Regions from separate parts of the Mus musculus genome. Here region 1 is linked to region 2. The links are chromatin contacts, found by Hi-C in ENCODE. All regions are on one chromosome and are shown on one strand. Each heading gives the region's core, a stretch centred on a gene start or an enhancer-like site at or near the end of the contact. The rest is flanking DNA. Distances are from core to core; before and after follow the strand shown.

What was found. A loop is a pair of places that touch in the nucleus more often than their neighbours do.
Region 1: a loop to region 2 is called in a map of heart, with 2.5 times the contacts of the local background. The contact joins the promoter of Ywhah here to the enhancer-like site in region 2. A Hi-C loop is called at or near these places in 2 of 37 maps with a recorded cell type or tissue (T-helper 1 cell and heart).

What each region holds. Positions count from the first base shown.
Region 1 is chr5:33,013,864-33,020,108 of GRCm38, forward strand. It overlaps Ywhah (tyrosine 3-monooxygenase/tryptophan 5-monooxygenase activation protein, eta polypeptide), which reads left to right and starts at 4,953. Exons shown (of 2, transcript NM_011738.2): 1 at 4,953-5,291. The coding sequence starts at 5,205.
Region 2 is chr5:32,709,195-32,715,459 of GRCm38, forward strand. No RefSeq gene overlaps it. Among named protein-coding and RNA genes, the nearest start is that of Gm52771, 21 kb to the right of the region's middle. Within about 2 kb of position 4,122, at least 1 of the 3 ENCODE cell types and tissues checked has a DNase peak (open chromatin) inside an H3K27ac peak, as active enhancers do; it is heart, where a contact is called at or near this core.

The DNA of each region.
Region 1 (6,245 bases), core at 3,703-6,202, 310 kb after region 2:
CTGGGAAGAGATGTCTATCCCTTCCCTCAGTCATGTCCTCCTGGCCACAGCCTGAAAGGTCTAGCAGGGACAGCGCCATCACAGCATGCCCATTTCCCAGGAGAGGAGACTCAAGCACAGAGAGGTGCAGGCACTCCTCTAGGTTTCCTCAGCTGGGGGAAGAGCTGAGGTTGAGGGGTGAGGTCCAGTAACTCTCTTGTACTTTTAAAGCCACGGAAGCTGGCAGGTTTAGTGTGAGAGCCCTGTTCCTGCCCTCACCCCCTACTAGCTCCTTTGGTTCTGTTTTCTTCCTCCATTCTCTCTTCTTTCTTCTCTCTCTCTCTCTCTCTCTCTCTCTCTCTCTCTCTCTCTATCTCTCTTTCTCTTTCTCCCAATTACTCATTAGCTGGCAGTGAGGTGTGTGTGGCTGGCAGTGACCTTGACCTCTTGCTAAGAGGGCCCCAGTGTGGGTTTCTGTAACAAAGAGAAAAGAGCAATCCCTGAGTCCAGGACTCCCAACCCAAGCATCCCAAGGCTCTGAGGACAGACGAAACTCCAAGCCATACCCTCAGGTGTTTTCATCCTACCAGAGAAATGGCAACTTCCTAAGGAAGTAAGAGGCAGGTTCCTTGAAATAACAAGGAATCTGAACTTTATGGTCACAAAGATGGTAGTTCAAATGCTAACGCCTCTAACTGCAGGCCTTGGGTAAACAGGTACCTCTCTGAATCTCAGTTTCTCTATCTGCTCAATGGGTATAAGAGAAATAGATCAGATGTGCTGTTAAATGGTATAACACAATGCCTGATGCCTGCTGGTTGGCCAGTAATATCAACCTTATTGATATTTTTTGCAGAAAGCAGATACTAGAATCATGCTCAAAACAGGCAGAAATTGAAAGGCTTTTTTTTTTTTTTTTTTAGACAGGGTTTCTCTGTATAGCCCTGGCTGTCCTGGAACTCACTTTGTAGACCAGGTTGGCCTCGAACTCAGAAATCCGCCTGCCTCTGCCTCCCGAGTGCAGGGATTAAAGGCGTGTGCCACCACGCCCGGCTTGTTTTTGTTTTTGCTTTTTAAAAGTGCCCGCCACATAAGCTTGGTGACCTGAGTTTGGTCTCTGGAACTCACAGCAAAAGGAGAGAATTTATGTCACTTCAGCACACATACACATAATTTTAAAAAAAGAAAGGATGCAAAGGAGGAGTAGTTTAAAATAAAAAGGGACAGGTCTCACAGTGTAGCACAGGTTGGCCCCAAATTTGTCTCTTATCTATGTCTCAAGTGCTGTGACTACAGGTCTCTACCATGCCTGTTATTTCTTTAAAAGATTTATTTTGCTTATTTTAAGTTACATGTAGGTATTTATGTGTGTATGTGGATATGTGCACTGGATTGAGTTCAGGGATCCGAGAAGGCATCAGGACCTGGAGTTACAGGTGCCTGGGAGCTACCTGAGAGCGGGGCTGGGAGCCGACTCAGGTCCTCTCCAAGTGTAGCTCTTAGCCACTGAGCCATCTTTCCAGTGCCCTGCAGAGCATCTCCTGTTGGAGAAACCGGGGGAGCAGGCTCTTTGAAGGTGGGATTTGCTGGACCTATGTCATGGGACATGCCTTTAAACCTTACACTTTGGACACAAAGGCAAAAGGATTACAAGTTTGAAAGTTCGAGGTCAGCCTGGGCTATGTGAGGAGAACTTGTCTACAAAAAATAAAATTAAAAAAAGGGGTGGGGGGAGGAAGCAGTACTGAAGAAACAGAAAGGCTCGGAGGCAGAGATAAGGACATCTTAGTGGGTAGAAATTTGTGGGCAGAGTCTGGGAACATGGTGTGCCCAAGATGTCCAGGGAGTGAGTAATGAGTTTTAAAAGTGGCTTCAGGCTCATGTTGTAAAGAGCTAGGTGGAAACTCTGATATCGTTTAGTAGGGAAGGATCCTTCCATAAGCCCTGCGCTGCAGAGCAACCTCCCACCCCACCCTGGGGCTCTGCCTTCCCCAGTGGCCTTGGCCCTCACAGATTGCTTTGTTTCCTGAGTCAGGGCCAGTCCACCACAACCGTCTGGAAGAAGCCGGGAGGCTGTAGCAATCTGTTTGCCTCCTACTAACATCCTGGGAAGGAAAAGATGGTTTTTTAGCACAGTTGCCTGGCAGAGAACCTTGGCAAAGACTAGTGACCCTCTCCTTTACTTCCCATTTAAGGAACCATTTAAGGAGCACTTGACAGTTACAATCTCAGCCCAGTACTCAGAAGACCCTCAGAAGGTCACGGGCAGTGGTGCAGACAGTGGTGAAGACACATCTGGGACCAAGTGTCTGTACTGTGCTGCAGTTGGCAAGCCGAGCACTTGCCTGGCCTCCTTCCCCCTTACCTTTAGAATGGGAAGAGTGCTGGCCTCACCTTAGCTAAATGGTAGTGTACTGGCAAGCTGCCGCCTCATGACTGCTAGGAAATGAGGATTTGTTTCCTTGTTTCATCGATAAGGTCTCAGTCATTGATTGATTGATTGATTGTCAGGGTCTCCCTTATGTAGCTCTGGCTGTCTTGAAACTCACTCTGTAGATCAGTCTCTGCTTGAACTCAGAGACCCACCTGCCTTTTCCTCAAGAGCCCAGAGATTAAAAGTGTGTGCCACCATGACCAGCTTTATTTACTTATTTGGAGTGCTAGGAATTAAGCCGAGAGTCTTGCATGTGCTTTGCAGGTGTCCTACCATTAAATTGCATTGTCAGGCCAACACCTATCTTTAGGAGCAGGCCTGGCTTTACCTCTTGCCATGCTGTTAGATTTTCCAAAGCCCCCAGACTTTCAGAGCTAGAAAGTTGAGGTCAGGACCTCAGGGCCATACCCACCCGCCCTGGCACTCCATCTTTACAGAAGGCTAACTGTCCACCAATGAGACTGTGATGGGTGCTCACAAAGCCCGAGGAATCCGCTTGCCTCTACCTCCCCAGCACTGGGACTCAAGCATGTTTCACCACACCTGACTGGCTTCTTACCACTCCAGGCTTGTGCAGAGGGCACTTTCCCTCCCCGGAGCTCTGCCTCCAGCACTGAGCACCGGCTACATGCTCAATACTGCAGTAACCCCAGCAAAGGTGCAACTGGCTCATGCCAGGCTCAAAAACTGAGGTTTGCTGGAACTCGGGGCACGTGCCCGCAACCTGGGAACTCCAGGGGGGATGGTAGGAGAATCACAAGTTTGAGGCCAGCCTGGACTACATGTGAGACTGTTTCAATGTAACAACAACAAACTTTCAAATAAATAAGGACCTGGCAGCCATGAGCTGGGATTTGAGTGGTTAGAAGGTCCCCATCTGTTAAGTTTCACCATATTTGAAGAGCCACCTCTACTAACACAAATCCTGGTTAACAAACCAGGCTAATATTTCCCCTAACAAGTATCTTAAGTGTGTGACTGTGTGACAGTGACAGGTGATATGGGGGTGGCGCATGCATATATATATATATATATATATATATATATATATATATATATACACACACACACACACACACACACACATATATATATCATAGCTGGGTGTGGTGGCGCACACCTTTAATCCCAGCACTCGGGAGGCAGAGGCAGGCGGATTTCTGAGTTCGAGGCCAGCCTGGTCTACAGAGTGAGTTCCAGGACAGCCAGGGCTACACAGAGAAACCCTGTCTCAAAAAACAAAACCAACAAAAACAAAAACAAAAACATGGCTCCTGAGCAGTCTTCAACATGAGCACACACACACACACTCCTCAGTGAACCTAAGGCCCCTTCTTCTGTGCTACAGTGGGCTAGATTTTTCTTATGTGTGTGCATGGCTTCTCTTTGTGTAACAGCCGTGTGTGTGTGTGTGTGTGTGTGTGTGTGTGTGTTTCAGACAGGATTTCTCTGTGTATCCCTGACTGGCCTAGAACTCAGAGATATGCCTGCCTGTTCCTTTGTTTCCTGGCTACTAGGATTAAAGACATGTTCCACCATGCCAGACTGTTTTGTTTTAATTGCACTTTTTCTAGCTTGAGGTCCAACCCAGGGACCTTTAGCACAGAACGACAGGAGCGGTGAAGGCTTAGTGTCCAGTCCATCGCCACAGAAATCCAAGAAGACACTGAAATTAGATTTTGGCCCCTCCACAAATAGGATATGTCACCTTGCCTTGAATTTTTGTTCCTTCTTCCACTGAGCATCAGGCCCTCCAGGCCAACACTGCACCTCTGACCTATAATCACTAATTCCCTAAAAAGATTTGAACCAGGCTAAGTCGACCCTGATAGTTGCCAACTTTTGGTTTTCCTAGGTTTACCAGGGTTGTAGATTGCACTTCTGCTTTGAAGAATGGGGGACCTGCTGAGCCTTTCCCGGAGTGGTTGTATGAAATAGGTTAGTGCTAGTCAAGGCCCAACAGTAAGTCAGGTCCCCGTAGGTATGTCCTGAACGCTACTCCGCTCTGCCAAGTTCCCTATCCCTTCCTGTGCAAGCCAGAGCTGGCCCAAGGTCAGTTTTAAGGATGGCACTACCCTGCAGTATTGTGGATTCTAGTGTGTCTGTGAGGGGCTGTCCCAAAGGGCAGGACCCACCCCACGCCGCTGACAGAGCTGACCGCTTGCTGGAGGTGGCAACACCCAACAAAGCCGCCCCTCGGTCCGGGGCGCCTCGGCTTTTCCATACAGGGTTATCTGCGGGTATCTGCTTCTCAAGCCCGAGCTCTATCATGGGTTCTGTAGCGTTTTCCTGGCCAGGGCTGCGACAACGCCTGCCTGCGGAACCACCATCGCCGCGCCCCAGCCGCTCCCCACCCTCCAACGCTGCGGCGGTAAACTGCAGTACTCCTAAGGCGCCTGCGCAGCTCTCCAGCGCGGCCCTCGCCGCGGCTATTTATAGTAGGTGACGTCACCTTAAAAAGACCGTTAGGGCTGGGCCGCCCCGCCCCCTCCCGTAGCTCGGCGGGCTGATCCGAGTGCGCAGGCGTGGTCGCGTCCTCCCCGCCCGCCCGCCCGCCCGCGGCGCCCCCTATCCTCTCTCGGCGGCTCCGCGGCGCTCGCCACAGCGCGTGCAGCCAGCCAGCGAGAAGGCGCGAGCGGCGGCGCAGCCTGCAGCCTCCCGCCAGCCGGCGAGCCAGTGCGCGTGCGCGGTAGCGGCCTCGGCGGCGACCGGGAAGCGGACGGGCGGGCGAGCGAGCGAGCGAGTGAGCAGGCGGTGTGGGCGTGCGAGGCGAGGCCGAGTCGCGAGCGACATGGGGGATCGAGAGCAGCTGCTGCAGCGGGCGCGACTGGCGGAGCAGGCGGAGCGCTACGACGATATGGCCTCCGCCATGAAGGCGGTGAGCGCGCTGGGGAGCCGGGCGGCCGGGGGCTGCGGGGCGGGGCGGCCCGAGCCTGGGCGGCGGCTCTCTCCCTACGCGCCGCCACCTTTTGGGCGCGGCGGCCGCTGGACTCTCCGTTTCCTGCGGCCTGGCCGGGGCGGGGTCTCCCCGGGAGGCCTCTCGGTGGCTGGCGGGCGGGGGTCGCCGTGTCCTAGCGCAGAGCCCCGGTGGGGGAGGGGGTGCCCGAGGAAAGGAGGAAGTCGCGTTCCTGCTTCTAGACCCTTCTGCCGGACCTGGGCGAAAGGCGCTTTCCTTCCACCATTCACCCACTTGTAATAAAGGCTCATCCGCGAGTGGAGACCCATCTCCTGGTTTTCTCTACTACGACCGGTTTGGTTTGCTTGTCTGAAGTTGTTTTTTTCCCCCACTTTCCACACCTCGGGTCTGGCTTTGTGTGGGAAGACCCCTTTCCAGCAGTCCTGGGCGTGAAGGAGGGTGTGGGTCCCTGCATACATCCCAACGGTCCATGCTGCGTGCCTTCCTGGAGATGAAATGAAAACGAAGCAACCCTGGGGGCCTTTGCATTCCTGAGACCCTCAGAGATGGATTCTGGAGCTTGATTTCCGGTAAAGGAGACCTGCCCAGCCACACCCTAGTCAATAGCTTAGCCTAGAGCCTACCTGCCTACCCAAGACTTTGGAGTTCTGTTACCACATCACTATAGACAACTCTTCACATCATCCTGGGTTTTTTCTAAAAGAATATTTCTTGTCAAGGTCACACAGTGGCAGAATTACAACTGTGGCCACCTAGCTCTTAAGACTAGGGAGAAAATTTCCTTGGATTCCACCTTAGACTTCTAAATACATAAACATTTTTGAGGGTGAGACCCAGAAATCTGCATTTTAGCAGCCCTTGGGCAGTTTTTAGCTGACCTAAGTATTAACTGCCCTGAATTGTAGCTCATATGAC
Region 2 (6,265 bases), core at 2,872-5,371:
TAGGTTTAAAGTAACAAGTTGGGGAAAATCATCCGGATGACATACGAAGATGCCACCTCGTCAGGGACACGATTGGACTAGAGAACACTTTGGTAAATATATTCTCAAGATATTAAGACATGAAAGCTTCATGAGTGTTTTCTGTGGTACTGTGACTCTCATCTCAGGGACGTGTCCATGTCAGATAAGCACTACACCATTGAGCTATACTATTCATCCCCAGCCTGAAGTCTTTGTTCCAACCAAGGAGTAAGAACATGGACATTTTTATAACTTATGCTGGTCTGTGATAGGTGAACTCTCTTTTTAAAAGCTATGGGATCTGATTAGCTTTAGTTTTGTAATTCTACAGAGCCAATTAAATCTCATTCGAGCAAGAGACCATTCTTTTGCTAATGCAGGTGAGTCTGAACAAGCAGTCTTCGGTTGGCACGACCTTGGTGTGTAAATCATTAGCCTCTCTCACGCAGCTTATCAGGACATAGGTTCCAAGTAGCCATTCTTTGATAAGGAGTTGAGGCTTTAGCTGAGATAAAGAAAAGGATTTATCATTCCTATGTATTATAGTTTTTATTATATGAAAAATATTTTGTATAGAGTCACAATCATATTTTTTATATTTTAAAAATAAGGCTTGTTTTGTGAGTTAAAATTATTTTTGGAGTACTTAATGTAAGATCAGAAGCCTCATTATACATGAAATAGCAATGCTTTTGTTTCATGAGGTCACCCTCATTCAAATAATTTATGACAAAATTTGATCTTGAGCCTGCTATACTGTGGTTCTCAGAGTATCCTGTAAAGGAACACTTACCACTTAGACTATTTATAGAATCTCATGTCCTTGTCCATCTTCTGTAAGTGTAATGAGGTTGATGGCAGAAGGGTGAGCCCTATCTCAAGCTCTGCCCAGCAATTCTCTGGCTTCCAGGTGGTATGATAATGAGAAGGCCAAAGCCTGAAAGGCAAGGCCTGGACTTAAATTACCACCAACTTGGCCTACTGGTCTTGAGTGACTTCCTTAACTTTCTCTATAAGCCAGTTTTTAATTTGTAAAACAGGGTAACGTTTTAATGTAAAACAGAGCTGTCTTATGGGGTATTGGTAAAAATTAAATGAAAGAAAAACTTATTAAGTGCCAAGTAGCATGGTTGTCTCATTAGTGAGTATTTATTAATATGTCACATACCTGGTGGGCAATAGTCAATTTGAACAAACTCAGTGTTGACTGTGCATGTGATTCAAAAGATAAGAGGGGAGCTGATTGGATGGCTCAGCAGTTAAAGGTACCAGCTGTCCAGTTCAAGAACCTGAGTTCAGTCTTCAGGATCATTATTGTAGAAGGAAAGAACTGACCACCACAGTTGTCCTCTAACTTCCACTCATGTGTGTGCATACACATATACATGAGAGGAGACACACACTGTGTAAATAAAATAAGGAGCTAGGGAGATGGTTCTGTGATTAAGAGCATTTTCTGCTCTTGCAGAGGATCCAGGTTCTGTTCTAATCCTCATAACCAGCTGTAATTCCAGTACCATTGATCAGATGCCGTCTTTTGGTTTCTGCTGGCACCAGACGCACATTATGGCAAAACACTCATATGCTTAAAATAAAATAAAGCACTCGGGCTGGAGAGATGGCTCAGAGGTTAAGAGCACTGGCTGCTCTTCCAGAGGTCCTGAGTTTAATTCCCAGCAACAACATGGTGGCTCACAACCATCTCTAATGGGATCTGATGCCCTCTTCTGGTGTGTCTGAAGACAGCTACAGTGTACTCACACACATAAAATAAATCTTAAAAAAAATAATAAAGCACTCAGTGGATCCAACTGAAAGGTTGGCAAAAATATGGTCTCTTGCTCTGATGAGATTTAATTAGCTCTGTAGAAAAGCTAAAACTAAAACTGATCAGACCCCATAGCTTTTAAAAAGAGAGTTTACCTATCACAAGACTAGCATAAGTTATTAAAATGTCCATGTTCCTTTTTTATTAGATATTTTCTTTATTTTTATTTTTTTATTCTTTGGTTTTTGAGACAGAGTTTCTCTGTATAGCCCTGGCTGTCCTGGAACTCACTCTGTAGACCAGGCTGGCCTTGAACTCAGAAATCCCCCTGCCTCTGCCTCCCAAGTGCTGGGATTAAAGGCATGCGCCACCACGCCCAGCTGATATTTTCTTTATTTACATTTCAAATGTTATCCCCTTTCCTAGTTTCCCCTCCGAAAACCCCCTATCCCTTCCTCCTTCCCCTGCTCCCCAACCCACCCACTCCCATTCCCAGTCCTGGAATTCCCCTATACTTGGGCATAGAACCTTCACGGGACCTAGGGCCTTTCCTCCCACTGATGACTGCCACACACTCTGGCTGAGGCCTGGAAGCCACTCACGAGGCAGAAAGTTTCACGGAAACTCACTCCTGGAATCTGGCATTCTCTCTAACCTATACATTAATATTCCATTCCCGAGTCAGTCTAGTGTATGGATCCACATGCTCTCTTTTAGAATTATCCTATTATAAATGCCTTTTAAGATTTAATTCTGACATAGCCAAAGCCTTCGCCAGTGTTCCAATATCCTAGAAAGTCCTTGAGCAGACCAAGGGCTTGGAATCCAGGAAGAATGTTGCCTATTCAGTGACATTCAGAATAGCCTCTGGTATCACTTTGAATAAAAGCTAGGTCACTGCCCTACATAGGAATTTACCATCATCTAGGAAGAAATTTCAGACCTAAGGAGAAACCAGAGTAGATACTTAGAACTATAGATAGCTGAGTTACACCCATACACATGTATTTACAATGGCCTAAGGGAAAGGTGGACTATACAATAGACTAAAATAGGAACTATGGAAAGGGCACGAAGCCCTTGACCCTAGCTTCTAAGATTAAGTGAATCTTAGGTGGAGCTCCTTTTGATCCCAGTTGTTAACAATGAATTCTATCCCAGGTGGTTCCTGTTAGACCTTCTGTGTTTGTATTCCTCTGTTTTATGTAAGAATCCAGTAACCTCTTTGTACCTTGCGAGTGTGTCACCCAACTTCCTTATTGTCTTCTGTATAAAAAGTTTGATGCTCGATTTGACACATTACATTCAGATTCTACAGAACCTCTCCTGTGTGCATCTATCTGTCAATTCATGCACCCTTTACCCACCTGCAACTAGAGACCCATTCCACGCAGACAAAGGGATCCAGAGGGTCTGCGGCAGATGACTGCCTAGACCATCCTGTGCTACATATACTGCTAGAACCACAAGTTCCACCATGTGTTTTCATTGATTGGTGGTTTAGATCCAAGGAGCTCTGGGGGTACTGGTTAATTCATATTGATGTTCCTCCTATGGGGCTGCAAACCCCTTCAGCTCCTTGGATACTTTCTCTAGCTCCTTCTTGGTTGGAACAAAAGACATCAGGATGGGGGTGAATATTATAGCTTAGTGGTAAAGTGCTTACCTAACATGGACACATCCCTGAGTCAGCACATCTCATAATCCAGCCCAGGGCACTTGTAGACATCACAGCAGTTCTGTGAGCAATTCACATCTCTTCCCTCACATATGGCTCAGATCTGAAGCCAGATTTCTAATCCCAATGTCTGCACTTTGGATCCTTTTTTGAGAACTCTGGAGTAGACACTAGCAAAAGAAATGCCAGAAGAGTCTTCCTAAGCAGTAGGTTGCACTAAATTAAGGCATCTTCTCTCTGGAACCATGGCTCTACAGAGAAGTGAGAAGTCTGTCCTTGCAGATGATGGGTGTCAGTGAACGTTGGGATGTGCCTAAGGCAGTGGAGTGGATATCAAAACTAGCTAAATTCAAGCCATTGTGGTTCACAGGCCATGCAACTATTTCTGAGGTAATAAAGCTGCTGCTTCTGCTATCTCAGTCATTTACTATTTATTTGATGTTCTTGAGAGGTCAGAACAATTCCTAAAATTCTCAAAAATTCTCATGGCACAAGTCCCTCATACAAATAAAAGCTGATGTTTGCATGAGTATCTGAGTGTCACACTGAGTATCACACACACAGCACAAATGAACCCATGTGCAGCAGCATCACATAAAGAGCCACACCTGTACCCATGTGCTACAGCAACACATACCAGGCACACCTGAACACATGTACAGCATCATCTAACACCTGGATCACATGTAAAGTGGCATCACACACCAGGCAAACTCCAGGACACATGAACAGCAGCATCACACACCAGGCCCACATGTCCACATGTGCAGCAGCATCACATACCAGGCCCACATGTCCACATGTGCAGCAGCATCACATACCAGGCCCACATGTCCACATGTGCAGCAGAATCACACTCCCGGCACACATGTAAAGTGGCAACACACACTAGGCATACATTTACAGGTTAATAACACACCAGGCACACATGTACACAAGTACAGCAGCATCACACAACAGGCACACATGTAAACATGTGCAACAGCATGACACATCAGGCACACATATTTACATGTGCAGCAGCATCACATACGAGGGACCCATGTTCACATGTACATTGGCATCACACAACAGGCACACATGTACACATGTACACATGTACAGCTGCAGCACACGTCAACAGGCGAGGAGTGGTGACGGGTCGCCCAAGGCTCTTCGGTCAGGACCTGACCCGGTGACGTCACTGGAGTCGCCGGGGGTAACGGTAGTCGCTGCGGGGAAACCGGAGATCAGGTCGCGCTGCTCAGAGGTGGCGACGCGGAGAGGACCAGGAAAACTGGGTTCGGCAAGGAGAGGAACTACGCATGCGGCATGCCCTGTTTGTTTCCGGGCAGCGAACTCAAAACCGGAAATCCTCGTCGTCGCTGACGCTCCGAGTTCTTCCCTAGAAGAACTCACTTCCTGTTGGGAACGGAGGAACTTCCTGTCTGGCGCAGGAAGTTAGTGTTTAAGCATGCTGGGAGTTGTAGTCATTTCCTGCCTCGGGTGTTACTTCCTGTTTGCTACAGGAAGTGACATCACAAAAGCACCGAGGCAAGGTGGGAGTTGTAGGTCCCACCTGTGTAGCTCCAGATACAATCTCCCGGTAACCTACTGTTTTAAAACGCGACCCCGTCACCGGGTCGAAGCCGCTCGACTGCCCGCCCTTCCCTCAGGCTGGCCGGTTGACCGCAGGCAAATCCATATCCTTTGACACCGACCGGAGCGGAGCGTTGGAGTGACAACTTGTCGCCACCGGGTGGCGCGCGAGAGAAACCGTCTCGGGGTTCAACCCAGAGACACCCAGTCTCAGAAAAAAAAAAAATTCAATAAAGAAATAATTCTGAATAAATAAATAAATAAATAAATAAATCTAAACCTTTAAAAATTTAAAAATAAAAAATAGGAGGAGTTGAAGATTTAGCTCAGTGGTAGAGTGCTTGCCTAGCAAGTGCAAGGCCCTGGGTTCGGTCCTCAGCTCTGGGGGGGGGGGGGGGAGACAAAAAAATAGGAAAAAATACCAGCTGAGTCTCGAAAAAAAAAACCAAGACTAAATTAATTAAAGAAATGACTAATGGCTGGGCGTGGTGGCGCACGCCTTTAATCCCAGCGCTCGGGAGGCAGAGGCAGGTGGATTTCTGAGTTCGAGGCCAGCCTGGTCTACAGAGTGAGTTCCAGGACAGCCAGGGCAATACAGAGAAACCCTGTCTCGAAAAAAAGCAAAAAGAAAGAAAGAAAGAAGAAAGAAAGAAAGAAAGAAAGAAAGAAAGAAAGAAAGAAAGAAAGAAAGAAAGAAAGAAAGAAAGAAAAAAGAGAGAGAGAGAGAAAGAGAAAGAAAGAAAGAAAGGAAAGAAAGAAAGGAAAGAAAGAAAGAAAGAGAAAGAAAGAAAGAAAGGAAAGAAAGAAAGGAAAGAAAGAAAGGAAAGAAAGAAAGGAAAGAAAGGAAAGAAAGGAAGAAAGGAAAGAAAGAAAGAAAGGAAAGAAAGGAAAGAAAGAAAGGAAAGAAAGGAAGAAAGAAAGGAAAGAAAGGAAGAAAGGAAGAAAGAAAGAAAGGAAGAAAGAAAGAAAGAAAGGAAAGAAAGAAAGAGAAAGGAAGAAAGAGAAAGGAAGGAAAGAAAGGAAGAAAGGAAAGAAAGAAAGAAAGGAAAGAAAGGAAAGAAAGGAAGAAAGAAAGAAAGGAAAGAAAGGAAGAAAGAAAGAAAGAAAGGAAAGAAAGAGAAAGAAAGAAAGAGAAAGGAAGAAAGAGAAAGGACGAAAGAAAGAAAGAAAGAAAGAAAGAAAGAAAGAAAGAAAGAAAGAAAGAAAGAAAGAAAAGAAAT